2 separate regions of the Homo sapiens genome follow, and region 2 is linked to region 1. Evidence: chromatin contacts called from ENCODE Hi-C or POLR2A ChIA-PET data. All regions are on one chromosome and are shown on one strand. Each heading gives the region's core, a stretch centred on a gene start or an enhancer-like site at or near the end of the contact. The rest is flanking DNA. Distances are from core to core; before and after follow the strand shown. Region 1 holds the start of SP140L (SP140 nuclear body protein like). Region 2 holds the start of NCL (nucleolin).

Evidence for each region. Hi-C counts contacts between places; a loop is a spot of excess contacts on that map. ChIA-PET counts read pairs that join two places held with the same protein, here RNA polymerase II (POLR2A). Pooled maps may share reads with other maps.
Region 2: a pooled map shows a loop between it and region 1 (5-fold over the local background). The contact joins the promoter of NCL here to the promoter of SP140L in region 1. A Hi-C loop is called at or near these places in 1 of 50 pooled maps. POLR2A ChIA-PET finds 5 or more read pairs at or near these places in 2 of 52 experiments (T-cell and activated naive CD8-positive, alpha-beta T cell).

Annotation. Positions count from the first base shown.
Region 1 is chr2:230,324,134-230,329,946 of GRCh38, reverse strand. SP140L (SP140 nuclear body protein like) reads right to left here and starts at 2,754. Exons shown (of 19, transcript NM_138402.6): 1 at 2,646-2,754; 2 at 1,116-1,190. The coding sequence starts at 2,677. RefSeq lists an enhancer at 2,611-3,080.
Region 2 is chr2:231,460,420-231,466,512 of GRCh38, reverse strand. NCL (nucleolin) reads left to right here and starts at 2,029. Exons shown (of 14, transcript NM_005381.3): 1 at 2,029-2,177; 2 at 3,197-3,313; 3 at 4,496-4,973; 4 at 5,647-5,844; 5 at 5,949-6,035. The coding sequence starts at 2,160. It overlaps SNORD82 (small nucleolar RNA, C/D box 82), which reads left to right and starts at 6,071; the gene lies at 6,071-6,093. RefSeq lists enhancers at 1,475-1,574, 2,085-2,274, 1,620-2,289, 2,335-2,384, 2,290-2,961 and silencers at 1,705-2,054, 2,401-2,770.

The sequences.
Region 1 (5,813 bases), core at 1,505-4,004:
CGAGAAATGAACAAAATGTGGAATACAGGGGAGCTTGCAGAGCTATAGAAACAAATTAAGATCCCTCCTCAAAAATAAACACGATCAATTTTTTTAAATTGGAAATTACAAGAAACAAGAAATCTACTGAAAGCTAGATGTATTAATCTGTTTTGACACTGCTATAAAGGAATACCCCAGACTGGGTAATTTATAAACGAAAGAGGTTTAATTGGCACACAGTTCTGCATGGCTGGGGAGGCCTCAGGAAACTTAAAATCATGGCAGAAGGTGAAGGAGAAGCAAGTGTCTTCTTCACAAGATGGCAAGAGAGAGAGCACAAGGGAAGCTATCATTTACAAAACCATCAGATCTTGGGAGAATTCACTCACTGTCATGAGAATAGCATGGGAGAAGCTGCCCCCATGATCCAATCACCTCCCACCAGGTCCCTCTCTCAACACCTGGAAATTACAATTCTGATTACAATTCAAGATGAGATTTGGGTGGAGACACAGAGCCAAACCATATCACTAGATAATTGTCATGGAGGAAAAGTTTGAGACAACTATTGTGAACTCAAAGTAAAAAACTGAAAAGATGAAAGGACCACGGGGAAGATAAAAGCTGTGAAGGCTGAAGTTGCTCCAATGTAAGAATAATTTTGCCTAAAAATTGAAAAAGAAAATGTCAGAGATTTTAGAGAAGGAACTTTTCCTGGAACAAAGGCAGAATCAAATCTGCCACCTTAACAGAAGAACGACTTTAAAAACTGGCCGTGCTCACAGAGTGCCTCAGCAACTCTCTGCATCACTATTTATAATGAGGGTGCATCTGTCTTATAAAATCTATGTCGTAAGATGTTTATACATGAAATTTTAAGCTGTTAATAAGATAAAAGTCACCATATACAAATGTAAGGGACAAGAAAAGTATATTTATACTTTGCAGAATATTTAGTGAACTCTCCCATATCATGAAAAAAAGACAAACACCTCAACTGAATCACATTGGCAAAAAATAAACAAAAAAATTATGGAAGAGGAAATTTCAGTGGCCAAGAAACATGAAAAGCTGTTCAGCTTTCCACATTATCAGGAAAATACAAATTAAAACAAATTGTAATTCTTCATCACCTTTGCAGACTTTGGCTGTGTGCAGGAAGATGGTTCATCTCATTTGCTACTTGTGAAACACCTCCGTTCAGCCCCCTAAAAAGACAATTTGGCAGGATCTATAAACAAGTAAATAACAGCACCCTTTGCTTCAACAATTCCACTTTTTAAGGTTTAGGCACAAGAGAAATACTTGCATATGTGCAAAAAAAAGAGAAATATATAATCATTATTATAGCTTATTGATAAACGTGAACAATTTAAAACAATCTAAATGTCCTTCAATTGGAGAATGGTTAAAAAATTATGCTATGTAAATTCTATGGAATAGTATATGTAAAAAGAGTGAGGTAGATCTATATGCATTAAGGTGAAAAGATCTCTAAGATTTCCACCATTAAAATGAGTAGAAATGCAAAATGCAGAATAGCACGCACAATGTAATTCCATTTATTACAAAACGAGAACACAAATTATATGTTTACAAAAACATACTTCATACACGTAAATGCATCGAAAAATATGAGAAAAGTTATGCCGAAGACTCTTCACAAGACTGTGAAAGGAAGCTACAAGGCGAAGTGAGTGGTGAAGAAGACTTTTTCGTTTATACACTTCTCCACTGTTTGAAATTTTATGAGTAAGAATGTAATGTATTTCTTTTGTATTAAAAAATTTAAAAGATTAAAATCGCTTGAACCCAGGAGACAGAGGTTGCAGTGAGCCGGGATTGTGCCACTGCACTCCAGCCTGGTTGACAGAGTGAGACCCTGTCTCAAAAAAATGAAATAAAATAAAAAGATTACGTAATGTTATTTATAAACTCGTTACTAGAGAAAAGATAGGATTTCCATCTCTTTTCTGGTCAGAGGCATCCCCCATCTTGGGACAGGAAATTGAAGTAAAAATAAAAATATTTAGCTTTCTGCCATCCTGGGCCTTTTTCTTCTTTTTCCTTCTTTGGATCAAGGTCAATTGTATCAGAACTCACACCCTGAGTCAGTCAAGGAAATAGCCCCAAAGCTGACTGAGGCCCCTTGCCAAGACAGGTGAAACCACAGTTTCCAATGTTTAAAAGTAAGCCAGCTGTTTACCCTGGAGTGTCTATTTCCAAACTACCTTCTTTGACATGACATATGTGAAGGTAGAGAGGGCAGAGGGATGTGAAAGGGTTGGGAGATCATGAGGAAATGTTTGTTGAAACACAAACATATAATTTGTGTTCCTCATTCTCATGAGGAAATAATAACTCTCAGTCACAAATGACTGAAACGACTGTTCAGAGTGTCCCCGCCAGCTGAGCAGTAGTTTCAAAACAAGAAAAGTCATCTGTGTTATGGCAAGCTGGACTCACACAAACAGCTGTCCTGCTGCAGTTGTAAAAATCTGATTTCCTTATTACATTCTCTTTTATTCCATTATATTACACTACCTACCTATGTTCTTGCAAAGCAGGACTAAACTGAAGCTTTAGACAGAAACTGAACTACAGGCATGAAAGCTCCAATACTGCCAGAGATAAAGGTGAAAGGAAGAGAGATAAAGACTCACCTGGTGCTCAGGTCGCTGCCCCCACCTGCCATCGTCCCACCCTAGGCCCTGCCTGGGTGTCAGAGCCTGGCCTATGAGCTCCCCAGTCGGCCCAGCCTGCGTGCAGTGTGGCTGCCCTGACCCGGAGCAGGAAGTCGGCCGACAGACTGACTCACCCTCACAGATTTCTGCCCAAATGGGGAAAAGAAAAGTGAAAGTATTTATTTAACTTCCTGCTGGGATACAGACACCGTGTTTCTCCTCCTTTTTCACTCCAAGGGGTTCTCAGCTTTTCTGAAATGTGGCAGACGGTTGGAGGAGAGGCCTGACAAGCAGCAAGACCTGCAGGACCAGGGAAAGGAGGGCCCAGAGGACGAGCAGGGCTGGCTTCCGGGAGTCCACTTGCTTGTGCAATGGACAGCAAAAAAAAAAAAAATGTCCTTGAACCAAAATAGTCCTTAGCTGCTCTGCCCTCTTAAGAGGGGGCATAGTTTACATGGGAGTTGGGGGGAAAACTCCATGTTTGCCCCTTCCCCTTGCTGAAATGGCTGGGGGTGAGAGTTGGAGGGTTGGAGGGAAAGCCAGAAACTTCAAATCTTCTCTCAGGCCCATGGGAGAGCATGGACTGGACTAAGGTAGGTCCTGACATGGGGACCCAGGGCTGGAGAGAACCAAAATGCTCAGCATTATAACCTGGGGAGAGTGTTCTTAGCCTTCCTGGAAATCAGCCAGAAGTAAGAGAGAACTCTCCACACCCCTGGGACCAGAGGCTGGAGCCAGCATGGTAAGAAAGGCAAACATTTTAAGGGGCAAGGGTTTAAGGAATCTTGACTATGGGGCCACCTTGGAACAGCCAGGGATGAAGAGAGCTTCGGAGAAGTCACTGGAATCTTGAGAGAACAAAAGCTTCTCATTGGAGGAGGATGGAGGTTGGAACCCAGATGATCTAGACATGGAAGGGCAGGGTGGCTCCCGCGGGAGGTTCTATCTCTTCCCAGATTTTCCATTTAGATTCTGATTCAACATTCCTCAGAGAACAAGAAGCGACCGAGAAGACTCGCTTTACATCAGTATAAAGTCATAGGTAAAGAAATAGAAGCAAAGGGCGCATGAGAATGGGGCCACAGGACACAACCAGGGACCAGAACTCCAGGCTGGACCATGGGGCAGAGACAGGGAGGCAGCTGGGAGCCTGGGGGCGCTGGAATCCAGGGCCCAAGGTGAGCAGAGGGTGGAAGCTGGTGAGGATTCAGGGGCCAGAGGGGATGGTGCTCCAGAGCCATGTTTTCCAAATTACATTCTGCTGAATCCAACTTTTTCCAGCCCCCACCCCCAGCCATCTCAGCAAGGGGAAGGGGCAAACATGGAGTCCTCCCCCAACTCCCATGTAAACTATGCCCCATCTTAGAGGGCAGAGCAGCTAAGGACAATTTTGGTTCAAGGACTTTTTTTTTTTTTGCTGTTTATTGCACAATAGTTGGAAGCTGTGAATGCTTGTTCAGGTACATTTGAAAATACGAGGGTGGGGGGTTTCTACCCTGATTCTACTGGTGCCCTGCTTTCCCCAAAATGAGTTAATAAGCAGGTGCCAAGACACTGGTGAGGACAGCTTTTCCAGTGGGCGAGGTCACTGTTTCTATCAGGTACTGCACACCTGTAGGTCTCTCTCTCTCTTTCTCTTGCTCGCTCCCCCATGACTCCCCAGTTTTATGGAGGCACAGTGGCTGGTAAGCTGAGCATCTGTTGGGCACAGTTGTCCTCTGATCCCAGTCTCCATGGAGCACAGCAGCACTGACAAGGCCTGGCGCGGACCACACCAGTCGGCTCTGGCGTCTGCACTCACCCCTCTCACTGCTCTTGGGCAGCAAGCAGGCCCAGGCCACTGAGTGGCACTGACATATGTACCAGCTTTTCTCTGGGTGTGCTTAGGGGCTGGAATTCCAGACCAATGAGCTGGCTGGAAATCTGCAAGTGTTGACCTTTACAGGTGGACATGCCCTTGCTAGGGCAGCTCCTGACAGCAGGGAAGGAGATGTTCTTGTCAGACAGGGTTGGAAAAAGCTGAGCACACACCACACTCTGCAAAAGCAATGCCAGTTAATGGAGAATCTCTAGGCTTCTGTGGGAAAAGCAAAGTTTCTTTGATCTGGAATACATCAGACACACCTGGGTTGGGAAAGGGACAGGACCAAATTAAGAAGTAGTATGAAGTTCTAAAAATCCTGCTGGATTGTTTAGAAGGAAATAATGGAACTCCTGGAGCATTTTCTATGGCTGCAAGGAGTACAGGCAACAGGGAATGTTTTTGCTGTCACAGAAGTAGTTCCAGTTACTGGAGCCTGGAAAACTCAGAAGCAGGAGAGGCAGTGATTGAGGAAGAACCACAGGCAGGGCACCCATCCAGGTGATGGGCCTTCGTGAGCTTCACCAAAAGCAGCTTCAGTTCAGACTTCAGTGGCGAGGGGTGGGGAGGGGCTGTGATTCTTGAACCTGGGACCCCCATGTGGGAACCCAGAGGTCTATCCCTGAGATGAGGTCATTGGCGTTATGGACCAGAGAGTTTCAGGGCAGGAGGCAGCTGCAGCAACAGTGCCACTGGGGCATGAGAATAGAGAACCTGGCCAGCCTCCAAGGGACGTAGAAGTGACGAGTGAAGAGTAGGCGCCTGGGATCTTTAGTGGGAGCAGCCAGTCCTGCCAAACTGTCTCCTTCTAGGAGGTGGAACATCAATCAATCAAGGCTTGGTCCCCACCCATCTTCTAGGGGACTCTTCTCTTCTAGGGGACTCTTCTCTAGGAGTGGGAGTGAGCCTGCTCCTTGCTGGGTGTCCCTGGAGTCATCCTGCCTGCAGAGACCAAGACTCTGTTGGCCCCTCCAAGCTCAAGTGCACAAGGACAGGGGCCTGCATGGCATGAGGGAGGGTTCGATGCCATGGGGATAAGCCAGTTCTGGGGTTTAGTGTTAGGGGTCCCTTTACTGCCACATGTCTAAGCCACATTCCTAATCCAGTTCTTATCAGGAATAAAGCTGGTATTTTGATCCCCATCTGTTTCTTCATTTTGCCTATATCTTAAAGATTTCAAGCACATGGGTACACATCTCTCTTCTCAGGTTCTCTTCTATCTGTGCCCCAGATGGGTAGAGGCTGGGATCATAGTTCCTTGCAACTGCATGATTGTGATGCAATTA
Region 2 (6,093 bases), core at 780-3,279, 1.1 Mb before region 1:
ACAGGCCAGACGTGGTGGCTCACCTTTGGGAGGCTGAGGAGGGAGGATTGATATAGCTGGGGATGTCAAGGCTGCAGTGAGCCATGATCCTGCCACTGCACTCCAGCCTGGGTGACAGAGTGAGATTCTGTCTCAAAAAAAAGAAACTGGGATGACACAGCAGTGTCTTCACTTATATCCTACGCCTCCACTGCTAGCTATGCGACCCTGGACAAGTTAATTTACCTCTATGTCCCAGTTTCTGTAAAACAGTGGTAACTTTTTGGAAAGGTTATTTTGAAGAGTAAGTTAATTAATATGTAAAGAGCTGGAAGAGCGCCTGGCACTGAATCAGCATTATGAAGTGTTAGATATTGCTATTTTGCTGCCCCAGACCAACTCCAAAGCAACGCCACTTGAGCCATGCCGGCTCTCCCTGCTGCTGCTTCTACCTAAATACTTCATTCATTTAACAAATAATTTTATTTTCTTTCTTTTTTTTTTTTTTGAGATGGGGTTTCGCTCTTGTTCCTCAGGCTGGAGTTCAATGACGCGATCTCGGCTCACTGCAACCTCCGCCTCCTGGGCTCAAGCGATCCTCTCACCTCAGCCTCCCGAGTAGCTGGGACTCCAGGCGAGCGCCACCATGCCCGCTAATTATTTTTTGTGTGGAGACAGGGTCGCATTATATTACCCAGGCCGGTCTCAAGTTCCTGGACTCAAGCGATCCTCCTGCATCAGCCTCCCAAAGTACTGGGATTACAGGCATGAGCCATCGCACCCGGCCTTAACAAATGCTTTTCTTTCTGAGACGGAGTCTCGCTCTGTCGCCCAGGCTGGAGTGCAGTGGGCGATCTCGGCTCACTGCAACCTCCGCCTCCCCGGTTCATGCGCCTCGGCCTCCCAAAATGCTGGGATTGCGGATCTGAGCCACCGCGCCCGGCCTGAGGTGATTTTTAACAAGTACAGCCGTAGCTGCAGATATCCTGGTTCTGTAGGAACAATGAGGTATGGATGGATCCATAGCTGGACCTATGGATGGGATGGATCCCCGGCAGGCCCTGGACGGAGGGAAATGCTCTGGTTTGCTAAGCCCGGCATCGAGTGAGACCCACCCACAAAGCTAACCGTGGAAGTCACTGGCGGCCTCCTTCGCCCTGCCGCCGGGGAACCCTGCCGGTGGCTCTCGACCTGCTCCCGGGCCATCTGGTGACACTGACTTCGCAGCCACCACCTTAATTGGCGCATTCGACCCAAATAATAACCAGGGAACCTGTGGGCGGTCAAAGGCCCGGCTCTGCGGTCGGCCCTCCCAGGCCCCTCTCCCTGCCCTGTGAGGCCAGAAAGTTACTTCTCCGAGGCCGTTCCCCATGTCGAGAAATATCTCCCGCTTGAGGTTCTGTGGGGTAGGGGAGGTTCGTGCATTTCTCACAGAAAACCTCGCACAGACCCGCGACTGCCTTTATTAACAGCTCTCAGGAGACTGCCTGCAGCCGGGGGGTGCCTCCGGCCCCATGCTCGCGGGCAAGCAGGGATAAGCTGTGCCTCCAAAAGGGCCAACGGGAACTCCGCGGTCCCTGAACTTCCGGTGCTGGCGGACTCCTCGCTCCAGGGCCACCAGGAGCCGCGGCGTGAGTGCGTGCCGGGACCGAGCGCGGGGTCTCTGAGGAACTCCAAGGCTGCCCAAGCCTACGGACCCAGCCACATTGGCGAACCGGAGACCGCCCGATTCCACCACCCCCGCGCTCCCCTCACAGCCGGCGCCAAAAACGCCAGTCCCACGACGCAGGCCGGGACCCGCGCGCCCACGGCCCAATCAGCGCGGACCTTGCACAAAGCGAGCCCCGCCCCCACGGCGCCGTTGCCAGCCCCTCCCCCTCCCGTGGCCGCCTCGGCCCGCCTACTCCCCGCCCCGCGCCGTTCACGGTTAGAGGCTCGCGATTGGCTCATGGGGACGGCCGCGAGCTTTGGTTGGTCGGCGCGGAGTCACGAGGGCGCCGTCGTCGCCTTTCCACAGGCGATTACTGGGCAGGCTCAGTCTTTCGCCTCAGTCTCGAGCTCTCGCTGGCCTTCGGGTGTACGTGCTCCGGGATCTTCAGCACCCGCGGCCGCCATCGCCGTCGCTTGGCTTCTTCTGGACTCATCTGCGCCACTTGTCCGCTTCACACTCCGCCGCCATCATGGTGAAGCTCGCGAAGGTAAACGGCCTTGAGCGCGAGCGCAGACGTGTAGGCCTGCTTTCCGAGGGGCGAGCGCGGCGCCGCGGGGAGGAGGGCCTGCGCGCAGTCCCGGGCGCGTTCTAGGGCGCCATGCTGCGGGAAGTCTCGCGCGATTAGTGGGGAGGTCTCGCGGCTTCTGGCTACTTGGTGGCGAGGTGAAGAGCTTCTGCAGGTGCTGGGGGCGGCGAACGCGGCGGGAAAGACAGAGTCACTGAGCGCGGGGAGGGGGCGCTGGGCCTCGGGGTGGAGAGATGAGACCAAACTTTTGCGACGCGTACGAGCTGGGACTCGACTCCTGACGCACGTGCCCGGGAGCGCGGCCTGCCACGTGGGCCGCGCCGCGTGGGTCCTGGAATCTCCAGAGGGACCGGGTGCCTTGGGCCGGGAAATGGCGGTATCGGCCCTAGTCGGAGTCCCGGCTGCGCTCGGATGTCTCCGCCCCGGCCTGGCAAGCCGACACGTGGTGGGCCCCGGAAGGTGGCTCTGCCGCGTGCCTTTTGCGCTGTGTTTCGGGCACGTGGTGGCCTACCAGGTACCCCCACGTGGCCGCGCCGCCTCTTTAAGGGGCGGGGTTGTCTCGCTGGGAAAGGCATAAGCTTCATGAGAAAATCAAGGTAGTCATTTTTTTAAGTGCCTTAATGATCTTCACCGTTAATTTGGATTCAGATGAGGGTGGTAGAATAAAGTACCGGGATTTGTAGTATTAAAACACGGTTGTGCTTAACTAAGGTAACGGGAGGAGAAATCATTTCCTCAGGTTGACTTTTTACCTTAGGGCAGGTTTTCTGTTGGTAAAGCCTGGGAGGAAAAATGTGGGCGGTTGAGAGTAGTCCCTCTTGCATTGCCATCAGGAGTAGTTTCTATGTTAGTTGTGGTGTTTGGCACTATGAGAAATGGATCTGAGGACGGAGATGATGGCGTATGAACACTAATGGCAAAATATGAATGGCCTGAAATGTCGAGGTGGAGGTGTAATGATCTATTTGTGTCCATTTTAGGCAGGTAAAAATCAAGGTGACCCCAAGAAAATGGCTCCTCCTCCAAAGGAGGTAGAAGAAGATAGTGAAGATGAGGAAATGTCAGAAGATGAAGAAGATGATAGCAGTGGAGAAGAGGTAATTTTATCCAACTTAATGCAGAATTATGTTAAAACTACAAAATGGAGAGTTAAGACATGAAATTGGATATCTGTGGCAAAAATAAGATTTTATTCAGGTATGTCTTATTGTAGTGGTTGAGTGTTTCACAAGCTCTTCATTGACATGTCAAGATGTCATTTGGCTAAGTATTTGAATGTGAGTGTAAGACGAGATCTGGGAATTTCTTTTACATGTTCCTCTGCAGGGCTTGGAGTGTGATTTGTTGTGTTAAATCATTACATTTTTCCAGTTTCAACATGTTAGCCTCACCCCCACATGTAGAGCTGGGCATTGTATTCAGAGCTGAGGATAACCTTACCAGATTCCTTTCCTAGCCTCCAATTAAAATTAATTGGTCTCCATTCCATTATATATAAACTTTGTAATACTACTCACTGTGTTTTATAGTTATCTCTGGTGTAGACTGAGGGCTGCCACCTCTCTTTGTGTTACCATTGACCCTCTTTAGCACTCCTGGCCTTTTATTTGCTCACTATAAAGACAGCTGAGCACTGAATTGTGCTCAGGTTTCTCGTTGAGAACTGAATGAAAGTTTTACTCTTCCACACATTGCCTGATAAAACTACGGGATTTTAATGTAGCTAAATGATGACTTTTATCAAACTACCATGCACACTCTTTGATGTGTGATAGTTTTGTAAGGAATATTTATATTTAGCCTATTCATTTTTTGTCTCAGGTCCTAAGAATTGAGCTTCACTGGGCTTGGTACCGCCACCCACTGTAGGAGCCCCAAATGATTTAATAAGTTAATGCTTGGAGCCTCCTATGTGTAAGGTTCTGAATAATTTACACATAGCAATTCATGATCCTTAAACATGTAAGGATGATACTATTACCATTTTCAGATGAGAAAGTTGGGGCTTGGGAAAGTATGAGGTGTAAGAATTCAGAGGGTCTGGTTCAGAGGTATTTTTAAGTGTTCAAAAGAGTTCCTTATGTCTGGGTATTCACCTTATGATAGGGGCTCTGACTTAAGACAACATAACAGAAGCCTGGAGTTTAACATGCTAATGTGTCTAGTGCATGTGGTCTTGAACCAGAGGCATTGCCAGAGTCTAACATCTCATTGGGACCATGGTTATCTTTTTGGGTGTGGGGCTGGACTTACTGGTTTGGTTTTCATTTATTCTCAAGGTCGTCATACCTCAGAAGAAAGGCAAGAAGGCTGCTGCAACCTCAGCAAAGAAGGTGGTCGTTTCCCCAACAAAAAAGGTTGCAGTTGCCACACCAGCCAAGAAAGCAGCTGTCACTCCAGGCAAAAAGGCAGCAGCAACACCTGCCAAGAAGACAGTTACACCAGCCAAAGCAGTTACCACACCTGGCAAGAAGGGAGCCACACCAGGCAAAGCATTGGTAGCAACTCCTGGTAAGAAGGGTGCTGCCATCCCAGCCAAGGGGGCAAAGAATGGCAAGAATGCCAAGAAGGAAGACAGTGATGAAGAGGAGGATGATGACAGTGAGGAGGATGAGGAGGATGACGAGGACGAGGATGAGGATGAAGATGAAATTGAACCAGCAGCGATGAAAGCAGCAGCTGCTGCCCCTGCCTCAGAGGATGAGGACGATGAGGATGACGAAGATGATGAGGATGACGATGACGATGAGGAAGATGGTAAGGAGTTGTCTTGGTAGTTACTGGGCTTCTGATTACAAGGTATCTTGAGATTCTGGGATCAACATATTCCTTCCACGACAACCTGGAGATGAGATTAGAATCCTTGTGGGAATTCTCTGGGTTGTTGTGGTGTGCTAGACTTAATTACCCATGAATGATTTTTGTGCCTCTTGAGAAAATTTCAATAGCACATTCTATTAGTGTTTTTTATAATGTAGGATTTTGTTTCTAAGTGATTTTTTTTTTTTTTAAATTTTTTTGAGATGGAGCTTTTGCTGTTTCCCAGGCTGGAGTGCAATGGCGCGCTATCTCGGCTCACTGCAGCCTCCATCTCCTGGGTTCAAGCAGTTCTGCCTCAGCCTCCCGAGTAGCTGGGATTACAGGTGCCCACCACCACACCCTACTAATTTTTGTATTTTTAGTAGAGACGACATTTCACCATGTTGGCCAGGCTGGTCTCGAACTTTTGACCTCAGGTGATCCACCCACCTTGGTCTCCCAAAGTGCTAGGATTACAGGCGTGAGCCACTGCGCCCGGCCCCAAGTGATCTATTCTTGCCATGACTGTTAACTAAACATGGTGACAGGATTGCATTTTCTTTACATTAGATTTGAAAACCGATGTTGGTTTTGGGAGATTGCTGCAATTTTTAGGTGACTTCTCTTTCAGACTCTGAAGAAGAAGCTATGGAGACTACACCAGCCAAAGGAAAGAAAGCTGCAAAAGTTGTTCCTGTGAAAGCCAAGAACGTGGCTGAGGATGAAGATGAAGAAGAGGATGATGAGGACGAGGATGACGACGACGACGAAGATGATGAAGATGATGATGATGAAGATGATGAGGAGGAGGAAGAAGAGGAGGAGGAAGGTACTTAAATTAGATTCTGACATACGACATGAGTTATGTTTAAAGGAGGCACTTAAGTGTTTGTGGCTACTGATGTGTGATACATTGTTTGACATCTTGTCCAGAGCCTGTCAAAGAAGCACCTGGAAAACGAAAGAAGGAAATGGCCAAACAGAAAGCAGCTCCTGAAGCCAAGAAACAGAAAGTGGAAGGTAACTTGCAGAATTAGGGGATATGGGGGAGATAAACAGCACAAATGATGAATAACAA